Linked DNA regions of Mus musculus: region 2 is linked to region 1. A link is a loop called in an ENCODE intact Hi-C map of the cell type or tissue named here. Cell type or tissue: heart. All regions are shown on one strand. Links, peaks and the distances in the headings refer to the core of each region. The heading gives the core; the rest is flanking DNA. Region 1 overlaps Cacnb2 (calcium channel, voltage-dependent, beta 2 subunit). Region 2 overlaps Slc39a12 (solute carrier family 39 (zinc transporter), member 12).

Region 1 (8,346 bases), core at 68-8,067:
GTAGCTCTGTCTGTCCTGGAACTCACTTTGTAGACCAGGCTGGCCTCGAACTCAGAAATCCACCTGCCTCTGCCTCCCAAGTGCTGGGATTAAAGCACTTCCACTGCACCACCACTTCTTAAAATATATGAAAGAAATATAAATTGGAGTCACCAAATACCAAGGGAGTGCAAGGCTCAAAGGATCACAGAGCATTCTGACTTTCCTCTCTTTCCTGAGCCCATCTCTAACCAGAGTAGACAGGCCACCCTGGCAAAACTGTTATATCCCAATCTTAATTACATTCTCATATCAGCTACTTTGTTCACTGTCATGGCAAAATATCTGATCAGCTTCATAGAGAAAGACTTATTTTGGCTTACAGTTTAGACAATGTGGTCTGTCATGGGAAGAAAATCATGGTGGTTCAGGTAACTTGGTCATTGGGAGCTTGTGGTAAGGATTCTTCAGAATTTGGCAGGTCAGGAGGCAGAGAACAGGACCAGAAGTGGGGTAGAACTTGAATCCTGGAAGATCCACCCATAGTGGTCTATTACCAGTTGGTCTTGTGTTCTAAGATTTTTATAAGCACCCAGAGGAACACTTCTAGGCAGGGACCAATAGTTCAATGTGGGGGACATTTCAAAACCAAATCTAAACACAATCTACATCATAGGTATGATTAGATACAATGTCCCGTGATAGAAGCACTTCAGTGTTCAACACTTTGGGATCCTGGAGGCCAAAAAATAAACTAAAATAATATGAGTGAGAACTTCAGAAGAGCCATGATAAAGGTCAAAATGTTCAGAGGCAAGCCAAGGCAACAAGTCTCCTAGGCACAGATAATATGAGCAGTGCTTAGCAGGTACTGAGAGGGTGGTGACCCTACTGGTTATCCCTCAACCCTGGTGCATCAAGTCTCGGTAGAGTTAGGTGCATCCTCTGCCACTGAGGTAACCCAGTTGGGGACTGTATTCCACAAATAAGAAAGAGTAAATGCAATGCTTTTTCTGAGAATGACCTATCTGAGGTTAAATGTCTGCCAACAGCACCTGGAATCTAATTGCCATCTGATTTTCTTCTGTCTTTCACCACTAGCTCAAATTGCTTCTTTCCCTACCCTTGAAGAACAATATTGCTGAAGTATTTCACATTTCGAGGGTTGGGGAAGATTCTGTGGGTAGAAGTTTTTTTTCCTAAGAAGTAAATTTGAGATGAATTGATGAATTGATAAAGACAAAGAAGTGAGCAAACACACACATGATGAGCTGGATGAGAGCACCACACTCCTTATGTGCCTCATCTATGGATGGAGAAGGTTCTAACAGGTTCTTGAAAGATTTTATTAGAGAGATGGCTCAGCAGGCAAAGGCCCTTGCCATCATGCCTGTCAAACCTGAGTTTCATCCCCAGGATCCCTACAATGAAAAAAGATGCTGCAAGTTGATCTCTGACCTCTACATTGGTACCATGGCATGCATGTATGTATGCATGTATGCATGCTACACACTCACATAAACAATACACACACACAAAATAATTTTATAAATGCAAACTTAAAGAATCTATAATTTTCCTATTTCAAGCATACGAAACTAGATTCTATGATGATCAATAGATCAGGAAAAACAAATCTTTCATTAGACATAATGAATAGACTGTTGACTGAATTAATTAGTCAAAATGACACATCGCCACACTGTGTAACTGAAATAGCTTCAGATTTCAGTAAGATAAATTTTTACAAAGGATTTGCATTTGGTATAGATTAGTCAAACTAGAAGTATTTCTATTAAATAGATACTATAGTTAGACCATAGTGGCCTTCCTTGGACTATAGTTAGCAAAGTGTTGGTATAGACCATTCATTGAAATTCAATTCTCTTGCAGACCTTTAGGGTGTCCTGAAAACCATAACATAAAGAAGGAAATGAAGCAGACGTGACTCAGTATATGGAAGACAAACATATCTCAAAACTGTTCCCACTATGGAGAGACCATAGAGCAGTGGTTCTCAACTTGTGGGTTATGACCACCATAAGGTCTCATATCAGATATCCTGCATATCTGGCATTACAATTCATAACAGTAGCAATATTATAGTTATGAAATAGCAACTAAGTAATTTTATGGGTGGGGGTCACCACAACATGAGGAACTGTATTAAAGGGTCAGAGCACTAGGGAGGTTGAGAACCTCTGCCATAGAGGGTTGTACAAAGAAAAGGGGTTCCTGGGGACAAGGAAAGTTTTAGGTATGAACTGGCTTTGGTTCCCTTTCTTGCCTCATCCCCTTCACTCTCAGATACAGCCACACTGCCTCCTTGACAAACACACGAAGCATCCTTCTCCATGGCTTAAATATGAAATGTTCTCCTTTGGTTTTAAGCTTGTGAAGTTACTTTTGCAGGTTCTGGAGACAAGAAGAGGTATGACTTCCCAGGAGGAAGTAGGTACAGGGAATACATCCTCAGGTGCCTTAGCTTATCCTGAGGTCCCTCTGTTACTGTGTCCTGACTGCTATAAGGTAAAGAATTTCTTCTGCCACACACGCTTGCTGCCTTGATTTTCTAACATCCAAGTACATGGGCTCAAGAAGCATGGTTGGAACCCTCTAAAGGGTCCATGCTATTTCTGTCAGGTATCTTGGCCACTAAGATACAAACCTAAAAGGAACTAAACTCCACTCACTCTTTGGCCTCTGCAATGACTATTCCCCCTGCTTGGAAGGTTTGCTTGACTTATCATTCACATCAAGTTGTTCTCAAATATTGTTCTCTTAGTGAGAATCCTATTGACTTCCCAACTAAATCTATGGCCTTGTAACCTGGTCCCTATTTTCTTACTTTTGATAATGCTGGTAAACTCTGGACACATTGGAACTATTAACTTCATGATACATGATATTTACACCTTCTAAATAAAGCATGCACCCATGGATAAAGGAAACTTTCTTGGCTGTTCAAAACAGGGTAATAAGAAAGATACATTGACCCGTGCTTTTCCACATGCCTGTGTGGTAGAGTCTCTTGAGCAAATGTCTGTTCAGTGTTTGTATGAAGAAATGAATTGATATGGACATTCCATTTGCAGTTCAGGAAGGATCTTTGGTCTACCTCTGGGCAGCTGTACACTTGGGCTTAATAAGTGGATTATATAAATGTATTGACAGCACATCCACTCCAATTTGGCTGACTCTGCATTGTATGTGGCTCTATTACCCAGGCAGAAATCAATAATCCATAGTGTCTGCATCTACTTGCTTACAATGAACAATTCACAGAGATCTCTATCTGTTTTGGAATTCGGAGAGTTTAAGGCATGGTTGAGTTTCACAGAATAGATTTCTTTAAATTGCATGTGGGGGTGTGGGAGAAAAGCATAGTTCTAGAAAATGGCTCTCTAGCTTTTGTTGTCCTCCCCCAATAGCTACAATCAATAAATTAGCTTTTGTTATTGGTAACCATTGTCTATTTTTAAACCACAGAGATAGAGGCATTCTAGAGATAGAGAACTGTGTTGCTGCCATCTCTAACTAGCACAGGTGGCCAGAATTGCAATAAAAGGGAATGCCCACTAAGAAAAATTAGCACTTATGTTTGTTATACTTAAAACAGAGGGAACTAAAGGTCCATGGAAGTTCTCCCTCTATAAGACTGTGGCACCCAGATGTACACACTGAAGCACTCACAGGAGAACTTTAGACTAACAAGCAAGAACTGTAGAATGACAGTACATAGGGACCCCAGAGGTACCTAAGCTCACACTTCAGTTCTATGGATATCAAGAATTGACCTATGAAACTTTAAGTAGATGGCTCAGTGTATAAGAGCACTTGCTATGCAATCTGAGTTTGAATCCCCAGCATCTCAACAAGGCAGAACAAAAAGCTAAGCATGACTGCAGTTGCCTGCTACTCCAGTATTACAGGATAAGAGCGGGTGAATCCTAAGAGCTTGCTGGTCAGCTAGCCTAAGTAAAATAGCAATGAGAGAATCTGGTTTAAGGCAATGAAGTGGAGAGCGATAGACACTCAAGTGATTTACTCTGACTTCTACATGTGTGTCCATGAATGTACGTCTGCACCCTCACATTCATGTACCACCCTCCCCCCCCACACACATGTATGCATGCACACACGCACACATGTACACATATACATACACACCACCACCAACTGATCTAAATAAGAAAAAATAAGAGCTCAAAGTTGTCTCCAATATTAGACTAAATCCCCAAACGCAGGCCGCTTTCAAGTACAGCCTTGAGACTCTGCAGTTGAGGCTTAGGTTGCAGGGGAAATTTACAGGCACCTGGAAAGGGTTTTATTGTTTCTCAAGCATTGGATTCATCAGTTGGTACAAAAATGATACATAGTCCTGACATTTCAAGCATTAGAAAAAGTTGTCTTAGAAAAGTACAGTCAGTACTTTACATATAACAGTAAAGGCTTTTGGTGAGTTTCATTTTGATTTTTTAAGATCTTTCTGATCACTTCTAATTCAAAACAATTGTCTGTGTCACAATGTATTTAGAGAAAATGTTGGGGCTTAGCTTGGGCCCCCTTTTTTAATGGAAAGTAGCTTTATGCTCACTTAATATTCTTTGCAAATCTCTAGATTCATCCCAGAAATGCCTAGTTCTCAGGGGGCCTTTGAGCTCTGAACTTGCTGGCGCTGGGCCAGAACATAAGCAAAATGTCTGGCCACCCTGCAGCTCTGCAGAACAGTTATAAAAATATGGAATAAACCAGGTTCCCTGACTTAGATGAATGTGATATGCTTCAAAAATCGTCAAAGTCAGACCCTGGGAGAAGTAGTCCAAGTTGGTTGGTAGGCTGCTCCTGAATTCATGACCTTCATTCAGAGTCGCTGCTATCTCAGGAAGAAACACTAGATGTCGCTGCTCCTGTGAAATGCCACATCTCAAATCTAGGTGTGGGCATGGAGGTACGATCTTTTACCAACCTGTCTTCATTTTTAACACTGAAGACTTAGCACGTCACAAACAATAGGCCCAAAGAGTTCCCACTAGTTCTTCTATCAAAACTAAATCCCTTTAGGCAAGACCCAGTACTGCAGTTTTAGTTATTAGTGTGAAATCCTACTTTTTCTTTAATCCAATCAGGCAGGTTATCCTCCCAGTAGATGAGACATGGGACATCAGGCACAATACACAAGCATGACAATATCACTTTTTGTCATATCAAAGTCCTTTCTCATTGTGCCATTAGAAGCTACAGTTCTGTGCTCTCACCCTCATCCACTTTCCTGGACTCTCACCATGATTTGACAGCTATTTAGTTGCAGGATAACTCAGCGGGCTGGTGGTGAGTGATCTTAACTGGAATTTTCTGTGTTGGACAGCTGTTACGTATTTGTTTTATCAGCCCTGGCAAGATAGTAAATGGCTACTGCAGTAAGGGCTTTTAATTTTAATTTAGTCCAGGCAGGAACACTTGCTTCATTCTAGGGTATCCTGAAAGTATTGTGTGGGTGCCTTTCAGCATTTCCTCTGCCCTTCAAAGGGGGATTCACCACACAGCACACATTTACAGCAGGAAAATGTAAAAGAAACATGTTTCAGGGTTAAAATTTAGAAAGTAAACCAATCATGTTATGAATCACTTTTATATGTTCATGAGCATCCACGCTCCAAACAATAAATAGCATGACATGACAAGGGTAATTTTAAACATTCTATATGTACTTATTATTTTTTTAATCACACAAGCAATGCCAGGTATGGGTTCTGTCCCATGGAGTGTGCCTTAAGTCAAATCAGATTTGTCAATCTAAATATTTCCACAAGCTTTGTGTCATTGTGTGTGTGTGTGTGTGTGTGCCAGGATATGTAGCAGGCAGGACAGCATTGTAAATGGTAAATGATTTGGGGCTGGGTTGGTGTTTACATTTTTCCTTTGATATTGTGCAGAGTACCTTCCTGTACAAAAGACACTAATATGTAGTATAATGACTTTATGTAGGCACCAGCTCAAGTTCTCCAAGTACAAGGAGCCATATAGGTGTTGTCTTCAGCAGTGGGGCCTTGCTATCAGCTTATGGAGAGCAACCTACAGTCTTGGAAGGAGCCTGTGTTATTTGGGGATTCCCATGGGTTTCCTTTCACCAACAACCCAATTAGTGTAACCTAAGCCCACTTAGAAGATTCATTTCATGACAAGAGATGTCCAGGTTGGGATCCGTCCCCTGAATTATCAGGAGATTTCACCTATATTCCCTTCATATATCTACATATTTTATAAAGTGTCTACTATAATAGGTTTCCATTTTACCCCTCAAATGGTTTTTAGTTTTAGATGTCTCTCTCCATAGTCTCTCCCTTATCCTTTTCTTCCCTCCCTGGCCCCACATGATCTTCCCATTCCAGTATCCCCACCCCCATCCACTCTTAACTTCTATTTCCCTTCCGTAGGGAGAGCTGTCTGTCTCCCCTCTCCCATGTCTTACTATATAGAGTTGAACCTCTGTGGTTCTATTACAGCTTGCTTATCTTTGAGGTCATAGCTATCATCCATATATAATCAAATACATTCCATTTTTGTCTTTCTGGATCTGGGTTATTTCACTCAGGATGATTTTTTTTTCTAGTTTCATCCAATTACTGGCAAATTTCATTTTTTAACAGCTGAGTAATATTCAATTATGTAAATGTGCCATATTTTCTTTATCTTTTCTTCTGTTGAGGGACTTAGGTGGTTTCCAGTTTCTGGTTATGTTGAATAGCCAGGAATGAGCATGACTGAGCAAGTGTCTCTCGTAGGATGAAGTGTTCCTTGGTATATACCCAAGAGTAGTATATATAGAAAGAGAGCAATTACCGTCTTCCCAAGGAACTGCCACCCTGATTTCCACAGTAGCTATACAAGTTTGTACTCTCACCAGCCATGAATAAGTATCCCCTTTATCTACTCCACATCCTGACCAGCATGAGCTGCCATGTACTTTATTGATCTTTGCCATTCTGATGGGTATAAGCTGCAATCTCAAAGTAGTTTTGATTTCCATTTCCCTCATGGCTTAGAATGTTGAACATTGTTAAGTGTTTCTCAGTCATTTGCATTTCTTGTTTAGATTTGTATCACATTTTAAATTGGGTTACTTATTTCTTTGATATTTGTTTTTTAAGTTCTTTTTATATTTTGGATATTAGCCCACTGTTAAATATGTAATTGGAAAAAAAATCTCTTCCCATTCTGTAGGCTGCCACTCTGTTTAAATAATGGTGTCATTTGTCATCCAGAAGCTTTTTAGTTTCATGAGGTCCCATGTATTCATTGTCGATCTTAGTGTCTGTGCTAATAGTGTTCTGTTCACAAAGTCTTCTGCAGTGCCAGTGAGTTCAAGGCTATTCCCTGTTTTTTTCTTCTATCAGGTTCAGGATATCTGGTTTTATGTTGAGGTTTTTTATGCATTTGGACTTGAGTTTTAAGTGGACTGATGAGTATGGACTATTTGAATTCTTCTATATGCCACCATTCAGTTTTTGACCAGTGACATTTGTTAAAGATGCTATGTTTTTTCCAGTGTATATTTCTGGATTCTTTATATATATAAATGTATCAGCTATCCATAGGTATATGGATTATGTCTGGATCTTCAATTTGAAGCCACTGATTGACATGTTTGTTTTTGCTCTAATACCATGCCAATTTTATTACTATAGCTCTGCAGTACAGCAAGGTTGGGGGCAGTGATACTTCCATACTTCCAGTGGTTATTGTATTATTCTCTCTCTGTCTCTCTGTCTCTCTCTGTATATTTCCATATGAAATCGAAAATTGTCTTTTTCTGTGGAAATCTATGAATAATTGTGTTGGAATTTTAATGGAGAGGACATTGGACCTGTACATTGCATTTGATAGAATGACCATTTTTACAATTCTACCAATTCATGAGCGTGGGAGATCTTTCCATCTTCTGATACATCCTGTAATCTCTTCGGTGTCTTTTTACCATACAAGTCTTTCACTTGCTTAGCTAGAGTTACCCCCAAGAGATTTTATATTATCTAAGACTCTTGTGAAAGGTATTGTTTCCCTTATTTTTTCTAATCAGTGTTTTATTTGTATATAGAGGAATGCTACTGATTTTGTTGAATTAATTTGACACCCTTCTACCTTGCTGAAAGTATTTACCAGCTGTAGGAACTCCGTGGTGGAATTTTTAGGATCACTTATGTACGCCATCACATCATCTGCAAATACAGATACTTTGACTTCTTCCTTTCCAATTGTGTCCCCTCGATCTTCTTTAATTGCCTTATTCCTCTAAGACTTCAAATTATTGAATAGGTACAGAGTGAGTGAGACCATATATCCTGGGGGCCTAGGGTAAAACCAAAT
Region 2 (8,346 bases), core at 168-8,167, 180 kb after region 1:
GCTACTATGTGAAGCAGGCTGGACTTGAACTCATGGTGATCTTCCTATTTGTCTTTTCTTAGTGTTAGTAGCATTCCAGGAACTTGCAATATGTACACCCAGCTATTTATTTTTCACAGTGTCCTGCTTACCTCACTCTTTTCCACTTTAAAAATGCTCCATTTTTCCATCATAAGCTTTATCATATTAATTACACCAATTTACACTCCTAGTCTAATAACTCCAACATCTCTGTCCATCCTGAACCTATCTGTGGCTCTTGCACTGTCTTTTTACCTATGTTCTCTTGTCTTTTTGACTGCCTTGTAACTTTGCAATGAGAGCCAACATTATATTTTTGATAAAAAGAAGTGATTCATATAGGCCTTTAACAGAGTTTTATGGTTATCTGGCCAGGAGTCAGATTTTGTGTATTCTAAACAGATCATTTCTTCTATGGTTCTTGCCTCCCATATTCTGTCTTTCACTGGAGAGTCCTCTGGACTGTAAGATTTTTCAGTTTCATTCCCCTCTGATTCTATAGGTACTGCACTCTGCTGTACTGTGCACGGGAGAAGATTTAATCCCATGATTAAATCTTAATCTTTTAACCTAGGGTCCTAGACCTTGACCGCTATAACTACATCCCTGTTTCATTTATTTTTGCCTTCTAGTATGTGTATTACAACACACATATGTAATACACACATGTGTATTACATACACACACACATGCCACTTTACAATTAGGAAGAGGTTTGTCATGATAAAGAGAGAAAAGCAACAGGGATTTACAAATTTGCAATGTGGCTAAGCAGAATGTGGGAAAGATCTTGTAGGACATATATTTTTTTCTTGGGGACATGAATACTGGGATGGATGTATTGAATTTTAGATATGTAGTGGTGTATGGGAAGGGGCCAGTTAAGCCCACTCCTGGCTTAGAGTAAAGCCATCTCTTAGTCTCTCAAAACTTCTCCTACATTTCATTTGCATTTTAAATGGTACACCATAACCTAAAGCTTATTTCTCAACACTAAAGGACGTTTGCTTGGAGTATATGTTCAGCCTCTACAGACCAGGGTACCCTTCTTAGGAGTACAAGCTGTTTGTACTCTCAGCTGGAGGACACTTCTCTATTTAAATAGACCAGGGCTCCATCAAGCCAATGCCCTGCTTCCCTGTTTTTTTGAGGGGCTGGTTTCAGAGAACAGAGAGGTTCAGTGGGACTACCGTTTTGTTTTCCTTGAGTCAAAATCAAGTGTTGGCAACAGCCTTGACCTCAGACAGATCCTTCTCAGCCAGCTTCCATTATCATTCTCAGAAGGATAACTGCAGAGGAGTATAATAGGTTTTCACATATTGTGAGAGAGAAGAAGTAAATGCAGAGGACTCATGCTGAGTGTAAGTATTATGACCAGAGTGATAGAGCTTATATGGGAGAGTGTGCAGAGTAGGGAGGGCATGCCAAAGGGGCTCCATCTCTTATTCTCTAGATGTGAGTAAAGGTGAAGCCCACTGGCACATGTGTGACACACACACATGCACACGCACATTTGCAGTATGTTATTGGCTCTCTGGAGAAGCTGGTTTGGAGGATTTAAAGAGAATTATAGAAGGATATGGCTTTTAATATGTTTTTGTCAGCCCTGAGGATTGAACTTACAGCCTTCTACATGCTAAGCAAGCAAGCTTTCTACTGTAATGCCTCAAGCCCAGGGGCACAATATATTTTTAAAAGGTTCAATCCCCACTCCACACCAATAAAAAGCCTTTCCTTGATGAAGAATACAGAACTAAGAAAGATTTGAATCTACCAGAAAAAGGAAATATCAACGAGAGGTATTAAATATTTTGAATCATTATTAATATTTTGCAGGCTCTGCGCTAAGTGTTTCACAAGCAGTATTTTATACTGACATCACCACAATCTTATTTTAATGGACAAAAAGGAATTGTCATTCCAAGAAGTATGGCTAGGGTTTGAACCTAGATCTCACTTTGGCACCTGAATTCTTAATGACTCAACTGATGAGCACAGACTAACCTTAGTGATTACCACTTGTGACCAGGTCCTTTATCTCCACTCCAAAGAGGAAAGAACATTGTCAATGGGCTATGTCTTGAGAAATGAGTCTCAAAAAGAGATTCAAAGTCTTACCTGCAATGCTAGGTTCTGGGAAAGGGCAGAGCAGTTAGGAGTGGCTACAGTTCATAGACATATTTACCTAAGAGTCTGGGTCAACTCAGCCTTCAGTTGTGAAGCCATTTCCCCAGACTTTACAAAGCCACACCATGAGCCAATTCCTCTGTCTCTAAAAAAAGACCTGTCAGTAGATGATAGATGCTTAAATAAGACAGATACATGTTCCACTCTTTGATTTTACCCCAGCAACATTTCTGGTTCAGTGGAAGAATAAGAATAGGAATACGAGGAGGAGGAAGAAGAGGAGGGGGGAAGAGAAGGGGGAGGAGGGGTAGTGAGGATGGTGGTAGAGAACAAGGGGGAGGAGGAAGAGGAGGAGGCAGACAAATCACTAATCAGAAGTACAATAGAGACCCCAACTGAGTCTTAGGAAACACACCTGCTCCAAAAATTGAAAAACCTGATTTAAAAAAAAAAAACAGTTTACCCTAAAAGAAAAACACTGTCAGTCTACCCAAATTTAAGTTCAGGTCATTTTCAGAGGGCAAGGAACTGTCATCATATTTTTACTATTATTACTGAATCTTGAGGAATAAAAACAGTTTTGAAAAAAGTATGTGTCTGTAAGCATGTGTGTGAATGTTGATACATGCTTGCTTGCTACAGTATACATATGGAGATCAGAGTACGAAGTTTGGAAATTAGTTCTCCCCTTCCACTTTGCTTTGGGGCCAGGTCTCACTTGTTCATTTAGGTCTCATTCTAGGCGAGGTGGCCCATGAAAGCTAAGTCAGCCTCCCATCTTGCTGCATGGGGACTGGAATTACAGATGCATGCTAACGTATTTCACTTTCTGTATGTGATTTGGGATCCAACTCAAGTTAACAGGTTGATGTGGCTCGTGCTTTTACACTGAATCATCTCCCTGGCCCCGTTTAGCAATTCTAAGACTACTTATGGTATGCTGCCTGGAACACAATTTTCATTATCAGCAAATCAACGATAAGGTAAAGAGGAGGAAAGGGGAACCCAAAAAGGTTCCTCAGAAGCTACTATGCCCTACTACCCTTAGGATGCTATCTGAGTGACTCAGTCTCTGCTTTCAATCAGGGAACACTAGTGATAAGCTTTTGAAGGGCTTGGAATGTTTCCTTCTGATAGCTGGCAGTGTTCAACCCCGCTGCACCCTATTCACAACCCTACCAGCATCAAGATCACTCAAAGCTGAAGGTCATAGAGTCAGTAGCTCACATCTCAAATTTTAATTTAGTTTGTTTAACCTTGAACCAGAAACACAGTCATCCATCACAGCTGTTCCAATTAAGCTAGCATAAATGAAGGCTAAATAACAAAATCAGAACATGGGCATTAAAACACGTCCACAGATCATATCTGGTACTTTGTGTTTGTAACCTCTACCCCAGGATGTCCTGTGCAAAGGAGTGCTTGTTCAATTTGCTTTACTCGCCTAAAACAGAAAGCTGAGGCTCTATTTGTCAGGTCTAGCTCGCTCTTTGAAAATCATCCAAGCACAGAAGTTTTAAGCAACTTAGTCAAAAACACACAGCTCTTGACCTGTTCTGTCTCAGAGCCAGGTCTGTCTGACTTTTTTCACCAATGGTGTACAGAGTCTGGCCACAGCTAGCATCTTTAACAATACCTGGGAGTTCTAAGTCAAGGTCTCAGTACTCTCTCAGACACACAGAGTCAGAAGTTCTGAGAATGGAGTCAGCCACTTGTATTCTCACTTATATAGTTAAGTTGTTCCTGAGGTACACTGAATTCTTGTACACAATAGCCCAAAGTCTGAGCATTCACCTAAGACAGCTGGACAAGTCCACTTTATTTTGAAATCAAAGCAAGGTGTTTTTTAAGTGACTATGTTTGGGTTGGGGCATGACAAAGAACTTCTACCAGTTGGTGAGTAAGAGGTAGGAGATACATAACTGTGTGCCATGAGTCACAGTAAAAACAAAATAACCTTTTCCCTTGTCAAGATCCACCATTAAAAACTAAGAGAAATAGAAGGCACCCATATTCTAAGGGACAAAATGACTAAAGAGTAGGTCATTTTCTATCTTAATAATTTTCTGTGTTATCAGTAATGTTCCTTGTTCATGAATTCACCTACTGCTATCCTCTTTAAAGTGACCTCAGAAACAATGCAAACATATGATTCATCAGTGAAATTACACACACACACACACACACACACACACACACACACACACACACACCTGTTCACCTGTTCTATAATCTGTGAAAGCTGAGTCGTTGGTTTTCTGCCCGACTCTTTGTTGCCTTATTGATTTGGGAACTTTGCCTTTTGTTTACAGTTCTTGTTGCCTACCACAGATATGTGCTGAGTTTGACAGGAGGACAGGTGGGATATTCTGCTGTATCTTTTAGACCTCCCCAAGTGGATTATTTACATAAACTGCTGAACCAAGGCTTGGTTCTTCCAGCTGATCATGTTGTACTAGCTTGTAAGAGAGGATTTGTTCAGAAAGGTAATTGAAACTAGCCTTTATTACATTTCTACAATTATATTTGCTTATGCTTTACTAATCACATAGAAAACAATATATTATTAACAATTTAAAAAACAACGACAAAAATGTCTGCTTCAAATATAAGGAATAAACATTCTTTTGTAGGGAAATAATATTTTTGCAGCTGACTAGAATTAAGAATTTTCTAACACTAAACATTATTGTGGCCAATCACAGTGTCAGAAACAAAAATAAAGATTTTAATCCAAGCCAGACTCACATATATATATTTCTAAAAATTTATAATACAGAATTAATAAGTTAAGATAAATGACAAATTCTTTGCCTCGAATATAAATACCAAATTAGTGATTGGCATAGAGAACATGGAAGATACGAGATATGAGCAGATAATTACATTTTGGAAGCCATTAGAGATTCTTAACTTATATTTTAATATTCTGTTCATATACAGCTAAGAGCAAAAGAGAAAACCAGCCAAGGACCAATCCGACATTCTGCAGGAGAAACGTCATCCAGGGTCGTTGTGTCTGAACATGAGTCATTTCAGGAAGCTAAAAAAAGAACAAGAAACCAGAATAAGATCCAGATATATTCAACTGCCGAGAAAAGCTTTGTGGGAAAGCACAAGCAATTCTGTTATTCAGAACTTAATACCCTTCAATGTTCCCCAAATAGTTACCCAATGTTTAGTTCCTATTCTTGACATGAGTTTGAAATGTAAGCTAACTGGAGCCACTTGCTGGTAGTGGGAAGGACACTCTCATTGGCGTATGTCTGAAAGCAACACAGCTTTCAACAGAAGCCAGCTCTCCCTTTATTTCCAGAATATGCTTAAATGTGAAATAGACAAGACTTAAAAAGTACAGTTTCCAATTGTTCCATTAGGCTTATGAAATGGCTAAATATATGAGCTTTTGCAAAGCACTAATGTTTATTTGCTGTCTAAGAGAAAACCAAGGTCCCCATGAAATTTAGAACAATGAAGAAATCATTTCCTAGGACTATATTTTATTCTCAAACAAACAAGTGGACATAACTTCATGTCTACCAAATGTCATAGCACCATTTGGAAAGAAAGGTGCATCTGGGCTTCTATGAGAAGAACCCAAAGTTGTTGGACTATGTATTAGTTCAAATTCCTCACCCTCACAAGACCATAGAGAATGTCATGGCATGACTGTTTCCTTTGGAGTGTGTAAAGACTCAAGTCAGTTTGGCCTGGAGATCTAACTTAATGTTGGTATCATTGAGAGCCTATTGTGTGGTCAGCTGTGTCCTTGGTTATACTAGATGTCATGGGCATATGCTCCCTTGTGATGACAATCAGACATAGATAATGACTTTGTCTAGTGTCTTGGTAATATGTTTACATCTAGGTTATATTAAAGTTTATGTGTGTAATAGGCAGTATTTATTCTTCGGAGCTTAGGTTTGGTGCTATCTTTAAAGAATTAACAATATGAACTGAACTTACCCAACATATTTGAATGTCAACAATTTTAAGCAATTTTTGATGGTTAATTTTAATGATAGGCAACAAAATTATATTGCAATCCTATCTCCCATGGTCATTTAATGGATCATATTTTGAATAAACTTATTTCCAAGTACTGAGCTAAGATTTCCTCTCTTCCTTATAGTTTGCAACTATATGAAAAGTTAGAGGCCAACATAGGATACATAAGACTGTCTCAAAAACTAAAAGTCACCAAAAACTTAAACAACTGTACTGTTCTTATCAAACTATGCCTACAGACTTGCTGCTTTACTTAGTGTCTAACAAATGAGAGAGGAACACACCTGTTTGTAAGAGCCACAGAACCTCCACCAGTGAGAAAATCATTGATGCTCAATTCTGTGCAGATGGCACCATGCTTGAGAAAACACCACAACTATTTTATGCAGCACAAATAGTGACAGCATTCACATTAAATATACTTTTAGAACACTTAAGCTACAAAGTCTGATGTACATTCTATTTGATTTTTTTTTTCCATTTTTTATTAGGTATTTAACTCATTTACATTTCCAATGCTATACCAAAAGTCCCCCATATCCACCCACCCCCACTCCCCTGCCCACCCACTCCCCCTTTTTGGCCCTGGTGTCCCCCTGTACTGGGGCATATAAAGTTTGCAAGTCCAATGGGCCTCTCTTTCCAGTGATGGCCGACTAGGCCATCTTTTGATATATATGCAGCTAGAGTCAAGAGCTCCGGGGTACTGGTTAGTTCATAATGTTGTTCCACCTATAGGGTTGCAGATCCCTTTAGCTCTTTGGCTACTTTCTCTAGCTCCTCCATTGGGAGCCCTATGATCCATCCATTAGCTGACTGTGAGCATCCACTTCTGTGTTTGCTAGGCCCCGGCATAGTCTCACAAGAGACAGCTACATCTGGGTCCTTTCAATAAAATCTTGCTAGTGTATGCAATGGTGTCAGCGTTTGGATGCTGATTATGGGGTGGATCCCTGGATATGGCAGTCTCTACATGGTCCATCCTTTCATCTCAGCTCCTAACTTTGGCTCTGTAACTCCATTCCATGGGTGTTTTGTTCCCAAATATAAGGAGGGGCATAGTGTCCACACTTCAGTCTTCATTCTTCTTGAGTTTCATGTGTTTAACAAATTATATCTTATATCTTGGGTATCCTAGGTTTGGGGCTAATATCCACTTATCAGTGAATACATATTGTGTGAGTTTCCTTGTGAATGTGTTACCTCACTCAGGATGATGCCCTCCAGGTCCATCCATTTGGCTAGGAACTTCATAAATTCATTCTTTTTAATAGCTGAGTAGTACTCCATTGTGTAGATGTACCACATTTTCTGTATCCATTCCTCTGTTGAAGGGCATCTAGGTTCTTTCCAGCTTCTGGCTATTATAAATAAGGCTGCTATGAACATAGTGGAGCATGTGTCCTTCTTACCTGTTGGGGCATCTTCTGGATATATGCCCAGGAGAGGTATTGCTGGATCCTCCAGGAGTACTATGTCCAGTTTTCTGAGGAACCGCCAGACTGATTTCCAGAGTGGTTGTACAAGCCTGCACTCCCACCAACAATGGAGGAGTGTTCCTCTTTCTCCACATCCACGCCAGCATCTGCTGTCACCTGAATTTTTGATCTTAGCCATTCTGACTGGTGTGAGGTGGAATCTCAGGGTTGTTTTGATTTGCATTTCCCTGATGATTAAGGATGTTGAACATTTTTTCAAGTGCTTCTCTGCCATTCGGTATTCCTCAGGTGAGAATTCTTTGTTCAGTTCTGAGCCCCATTTTTTAATGGGGTTATTTGATTTTCTGAAGTCCACCTTCTTGAGTTCTTTATATATGTTGGATATTAGTGCCCTATCTGATTTAGGATAGGTAAAGATCCTTTCCCAATCTGTTGGTGGTCTTTTTGTCTTCTTGACGGTGTCTTTTGCCTTGCAGAAACTTTGGAGTTTCATTAGGTCCCATTTGTCAATTCTTGATCTTACAGCACAAGCCATTGCTGTTCTGTTCAGGAATTTTTCCCCTGTGCCCATATCTTCAAGGCTTTCCCCCACTTTCTCCTCTATAAGTTTCAGTGTCTCTGGTTTTATGTGAAGTTCCTTGATCCACTTAGATTTGACCTTAGTACAAGGAGATAAGTATGGATCGATTCGCATTCTTCTACACGATAACAACCAGTTTGATTTTCATATAACCCCATTTACACATTCTTC

What was found. Hi-C counts contacts between places; a loop is a spot of excess contacts. Peaks named below come from ENCODE experiments on the same cell type or tissue, not always from the same donor. Only the 100,000 strongest peaks of a DNase experiment are listed, where the experiment ranks them.
Region 2: a loop joins it to region 1, with 2.3 times the contacts of the local background. A loop is called at or near these places in 2 of 42 quality-filtered maps.

Annotation. Positions count from the first base shown.
Region 1 is chr2:14,673,612-14,681,957 of GRCm38, reverse strand. All of the region lies in intron 2 of Cacnb2 (calcium channel, voltage-dependent, beta 2 subunit), which reads right to left. Among named protein-coding and RNA genes, the nearest start is that of Gm32741, 73 kb to the right of the region's middle. In heart, for the core only: a CTCF peak has its summit at 4,856; no DNase peak of the experiment used is centred there.
Region 2 is chr2:14,491,266-14,499,611 of GRCm38, reverse strand. It overlaps Slc39a12 (solute carrier family 39 (zinc transporter), member 12), which reads right to left. Exons shown (of 13, transcript NM_001012305.2): 13 at 4,635-5,191. The coding sequence ends at 5,063. Among named protein-coding and RNA genes, the nearest start is that of Gm13266, 17 kb to the left of the region's middle. In heart, for the core only: no CTCF peak of the experiment used is centred there; no DNase peak of the experiment used is centred there; H3K4me3 peaks cover 649 bases; H3K27ac peaks cover 4,187 bases.